Regions from separate parts of the Homo sapiens genome. Here region 2 is linked to region 1. Evidence: chromatin loops called from intact Hi-C (ENCODE). Cell type or tissue: sigmoid colon. All regions are shown on one strand. Links, peaks and the distances in the headings refer to the core of each region. The heading gives the core; the rest is flanking DNA. Region 1 has its middle 140 kb from the start of GACAT2. Region 2 has its middle 150 kb from the start of NDUFV2.

Evidence for each region. Hi-C counts contacts between places; a loop is a spot of excess contacts. Peaks named below come from ENCODE experiments on the same cell type or tissue, not always from the same donor. Only the 100,000 strongest peaks of a DNase experiment are listed, where the experiment ranks them.
Region 2: a loop joins it to region 1, with 2.0 times the contacts of the local background. A loop is called at or near these places in 2 of 110 quality-filtered maps.

What each region holds. Positions count from the first base shown.
Region 1 is chr18:8,846,448-8,849,361 of GRCh38, reverse strand. No RefSeq gene overlaps it. Among named protein-coding and RNA genes, the nearest start is that of GACAT2, 140 kb to the right of the region's middle. In sigmoid colon, for the core only: no CTCF peak of the experiment used is centred there; a DNase peak (open chromatin) is centred at 1,311.
Region 2 is chr18:8,955,972-8,958,885 of GRCh38, reverse strand. No RefSeq gene overlaps it. Among named protein-coding and RNA genes, the nearest start is that of NDUFV2, 150 kb to the left of the region's middle. In sigmoid colon, for the core only: no CTCF peak of the experiment used is centred there; no DNase peak of the experiment used is centred there.

The sequences.
Region 1 (2,914 bases), core at 299-2,798:
TGACTACAGTATGGATCTGTAATCAGACTTTAAACTGGACATATAGTCACATAATAACAGAGTACACTGGGAGACTGCACACACACAAGGTGGATGCACGGTGCGATGCAAGCTTCCTGGGGGTAATTTAGCAGCAGTGTATGATCAGAAGTTGGAAGGAAGGTAGTATTGTTGTTGGATTTGGGTTCTATGTAGAATCATATCATGACTGATAGGTTGGCACAAAAGGCCTGCATGAGCTGTACTCTTAACTCACTCTCTTACACTTCATTCGGGTAAGAAATAGCAAGTGGTATGAAATAGCATCACTCCTTGCCCTAGGAGATCTTGGTGTACAGTCCATGAACAGGAGCTGCCTTAGAAGGAGGAGGAGAAAGATTTCCCCTACCTGCTTCATGGAGGGTAGCCACCTGGCCCAGAGCTGTGACTCCCTCAGAGTTGGGGCTGGTCTGCTTGGGAAGGAAGTGTGGCTTTAGGGGTGGCAGGATTCCTGGGGGGCATCTTGTGTGGGTATAACTGTAACACCCAGCTGGAGGCTTACCAAGTAGCTCTTCCCTGTGGGAGCCATGAGTCTATTATCAGACAGAGCTTTCCAGAAAATATCTTCTCACAAGCCTTGCTGCTGTTATTTTATTACTCATACAAGCTTCCTCACTATAGCCTTCTTTCTTTCTCTGCAGAATCATCTCTTATTCTGAGCCAGGAGGATGCACTGGGGATCTCTTAATAACCAGTGCCCCGGAATGAACGAGAGAATGATGTGAATGGAGGATGGATGGATGGATGGATGCGAGGTTGGGGCTGGACAGAAAGATGACTGAATAAACGGGAAGAAATAGTAATAATAAGAGTGAAACTGAGAATTGAGGCAGAGACATTGAACATCTGTTTATCATCTTGCTTGGCTGGCAGGATAGGCGCTAGAGTTATCAGAGTCCAACAGTAGTTTCAAATACAGTTGGGATTTTATGCACATCCTACTCCAAGCCCTGCTCATTTATTATCCACTCATTGTAAACTCTTCATGATAGCCTTACCTGCACAATTAATAGAAGAATGGATATTGGAGGGTAGTGATGAGGATGGGAATGAAATATGTACATATCGTATTTCCTGGAAGACTTTGAGAAATGGGCTCATTCACACAGATCACCTATTTTTAACAAAATGTCACCTTACAGAAGCACACTGCTTGGCAAACATCAACATGTCAAGGCTCTTGGCCCTGGGCCGCTGCAGATACTGGCCATGCCTCTGTCCTCACATCACCCACAGCATCTGGTGCAAGAGCTCTGACTTAAACTAGTTTGTTTGCAACAGTGCATGTGCCAGCTTTTCAAATTGCACCACAAAAAATTCCTGTTAAGAGTCAATGCTTTAACAAATGCCTGGGCAGTTTTTCGGTGTGTGACAGGTCTGGTGACAAAGCCGTTAGCTCCGTGAAGCTGGGAACCTGGTCTCCTCTGGTTCCTGCAGTATGTCCAGCCCCTTGCAGAGCACCAAGCACAAGGTAGAGCTGAAATATCTGCCAAATGATTGCAGACAAGGGGCCACTGTGCAGGGGCTGGGATAGGATTTGTCTCTCCAGGACTAAGGGAGTTGTCTGTTTGTAAGGTCTCTGGGTATGAACCCTGGACATACCACCCATGGGGCTTAATCAGTCTTACTTGAAGATGATGACAGGACTTGAATGTCTCATCTACTCTGTGATGTCATTGCTGAGCTACCAGTAGAGTGGCTACGCCTTTCCCCAAGCCTCTCGGGCCTCTCCCTGCCTTGTCTAACATGCTCTTCTGAATGTATTTGCTTGGATATGTGTCTCCTTCTCTTGAGTGCAGGAACTAGGTTTTCTTTGACTTTGTGCCCAGAGTGTAGAAGAGTGGCCAGTCAGGGTGGGTACTCCTGAAATGTTTGCTGAGTGAATGAATACACGGATGTGAAACCTCTCTGCTACCTTTCACTGATGGTCCCCAAGTGGGGCATGGGTAGGGAACAATAGTAGTAATGATGCATTTCTGGAGATATTCAGAAGTGCTGCTGGGAGATTTCTGTATGGAATCAGGGCAGAGAGGCTGAGTCACGCAGAAGGAGCATGAGCTGGCTTGGCTACAAGCATGGGTTTTGGGTCTGATGGTCCAGGATCTGAATTGCTGGTTCCACTCTTACTCCCTATAAGTGACCTCACCTCTCTGAGTCTCCATTTCCTCATCTACAAGACGCTTAGGGGGAGAAAAAAGATGCTTAGGATTGTTGTATTATATGAGATAATACGTGGCACATGGTCAAGTGCTTAATAAGTAATTGTTATCATGTTTGTTTATTATTGATTAAAAGACTTAGACATATTTGGCCCAGCCAATAATTCTGGGGACTAAGTGGAGGCGGTTTACTGGAGGTAGAGGAGAGAGGTGACGTTTCTGACACCTCCTTTTCCTGTCTCCCCTTTCCCTTGAGTCTGGAATAGCTCAGGACCTGTTTTGATGTCTTCTGGAAGCCCCTCAAGGGGAATCTGAGGGGAGCAGGGCCCTCTGAGAGCCTCCCAGGGAGAGCAGTTAGTAGCTTCGTGAGCACCTTAGTGACAAGGAGAAGACCTAAGCAAGGGAGAGTTGTAGACAGGGCTGAGAAAGTGACTGAGTGTGAAAACGTGCTTCATTCAGGTCCCCAAGTCCTGAACAGTCAGGGAATGATGTGTATAACAGCACTTTGTGAAACCATCAGTTAGCATATGCACTGTAGTTATTAGCATTACAATGTGCTTATTATCACGTGTGTTTATGCTACGCAATGAGTCTTTCAGGTTATATGGCTTAGGCTATGTTCTTTACATTTTATAATTTTTTATTTTTATGTTTTACTTTTTCTTTCTTTCTTTAATTATTTTTTAGAGACAGGGTCTCTCTGTCACCCAGGCTGG
Region 2 (2,914 bases), core at 252-2,751, 110 kb before region 1:
CTCATCTGTTCTTTGGGAGCTGGGATTCTGCTTTATAATCATCTGTGCCTCTTCATCTTCTAGCACAGGGCTTTGCCTGTGGCACATGGCACTGAATCCATCAAATAAAAACAACCAAAGAGCAAAATATTTTTGCAATCTGAAGAATATATTTACAATGAGAAACATCACTTGTAGCTGCCTGTGGTATATGGCAAACACTGTTGAAACAGAGCCACATATATGGATGGTCAAAATGCTTTCCTGTTTGTCACCCTGTCTGTCTCCATTTTTACCTAAGTTTGGAAGTAGGCAAGTGTCCACTTTGATCCCATTTCATCTGGGCAGTGGTAGAAGTAGCCTATAATTCATGCAGTAGGTTGTTTTGTCTGTATAGTGTCAAATAATTGATATCACTTGTTGTTGTTTTTAATTATTGAGTTGACTTCAGCAAACAGTAGTTTGGGTATCTCAAAACAGCTTGAATCTGACCAAAGAGAAAGAGTTACCGAAAAACAAAGAAATTTCATGTAGTGTATGAGGTTTTATCTTTGAGCAGGGAAGTTCTCAAGATTTCAAGGCAAAAGCACAGAAGAGTAGGTGTAGAAATGTCAGCAGTACCAAATTCTTATCCTCATTCTGACCCTGAAGCTCTTGGGTCTTCATGAGAGAAGTCTTTTCTTTTGTTGAGTCTCTTCTTTGCACAGGCAGTTGCTAGGAGGTCACTTTCTTCTGTCTCCTTTGCCCTCGAAAGGATGTTTTAGGAGGCCATGTCATGATGATCTGGTCCTCCTGAAGAACAGGTCAGGACAACATTAAATGATTTATTTGCTCCCTGAACCTGTGTTTGTTGCCTTCCAAGGCACTGGAAAACCAAAGACTGCCTTTCTGCTGCTCTGAGAAATTATTCTGTCTAGAATACTTGATCACACACCCAAACAGGTGCCAAATGGAAAATAGCATGCCAGATGTCAACCCAAGCAGCAGAAAGTTGGCCAGGACACTGTATCTCTGAATTTAAATGGTCTAAAACTTCACATTTATCCTGAATGGTCTTCTTATGCTGACTCTTTAGAGATCATAGAATCCTAGAGTGCTGAGCAAACAGATATCCTGCAGCTCATTGCATTCATCTTTCAGAAATCCAAACAGGTTAAATGATGTCTCCAGCAATTAATACCCAGTGGCAGATCCAGTTCTAGAAGAAACCTAGGGGAATCCAGGTGTTCTACCTGCAAACTGTGACCAAAAAAGTGATGTCTACTCATAATATACTTTGTGTTATTTCAGAGCCTAGGATGGCGACATTTCATTGCAGAAGCAATGACCCACTCCTAGTCAATTTCAGCAGATAACATGGAGACTTGAACAAGCTAAATCTGTTGCAGAAAAATAGATAGTATTTGTCAAGCACAGAAATGGGGGTGTTGAATATGCACTAAGTCAGACTCCAAATTTTTCACCCCAAACAGTTGGTTGAGAACACTCACATGTTTTATAGTCATGTATCCCAGAACTGTCTGTTACAGCAACACCTTTAGATTCCTCACAGGCCAGGTGTGGAGGCTCATGCCTGTAATCCCAGCACCTTGGGAGGCTGAGACAGGAGGATTGCTCCAGCCCAGGAGTTTGAGACCAACCTGGGTAACATAGCAAGACTCCCTCTCTACAAAAAATTTAAAAATTAGCCAAGCATGGTGGTGTTCACCTGCAGTCTCAGCTACTCAGGAGGTTGAGGTGGGAGGATCACTTGAGCCTGGGAGGTTGAGGCTGCAGTGAAGAGTGATCACACAAACAACAAAAACCACTCCTTGCCTATCTTTAAGAGATTAACTACATGAGCAGGCTTTCATGAGCAGTTGAATTTCTTCCCTGGATTCATTGTGAGCAAGCTCCTTGGAGTTTGGTGAGCCTTTTAACTGTAAACCAAAAAAAATAACTGAGGCAAGTCTCAATCATTTTTAGAGGTTTATTTTGCCAAGGTTGAAGACATGCCCGAGAGAAAAAAAAGGTACAGAAAACCACAGGAAACATCTGTGCTCCGTGATTTTTTCCCAAAGAGGGTCTGGGTACTTCAATATTCAAAGGGAAAAAGAGCAGGCAGTAGGTGAAAGAGGAAGGAGGAAAAGAAAGGGAAAGAGTAGATAAAAGAGGCAAACAGTTGCATTCCTTTGAGTCTTTTGATCAGTGAAGCCACTTTTTTCACGTGAAAGGAGGGAGGAGAGGAATAGTCAATTATGCATTTATCTTGTGCTCAGTTAATCTCCATTTTTACATAAGGTAAAATAAACATAGGAAGTAGAGGAAGCAGTTAGATATGCATTCCTCTCAGTTGAACAGAGGGATGATGGCTTTTAGTTCTTGGTTTTTGTTCTCTTTCTGTAGAAGATTAGCTTCTAATTTATTAATACATTGTAGGGTGAAATTCAACAGAACTGTCTTAGGGTAAAGATATTGGGGCTCACAAGAGATTTCCTTGTGAGGAAATTGTGAGGGAAGAATGTAGCCTTTTATCTTGTAGCTATCTATTTAGGAACAAAGTGGAAGGCAGGTTTGCCTGACCGAGTTCCCAGCTTAATGTTTCCCTTTGGCTTAGCGAGTTTGGGGTCCAGAGATTTTATTTTCCTTTCAGATGCCATAGGAAATGTAACAACTGTAGAAACGAGATTTCAGAGCTGGGCCTCTCAAGACCCATTTGACTACAAGGTCAGAGAGAGAATGCTGGTCCTCATAGGCCTGTCCTGAGTCGGCTCTGGACACCTGGAGGCCACAACTGCAAGAGTGAGGGTGAGGTCAGTGACCAGAAGGAAGGTGTCACTAGGGAAAGAGCATGGAACCCTCAATTCCAACAGTAACCCTCAATTCCAACTGTAACCCTTACCAGCCCTGTTATGAACTGGATGCTTGTGTCCTCTGGAAATTCATATCTTGAAAT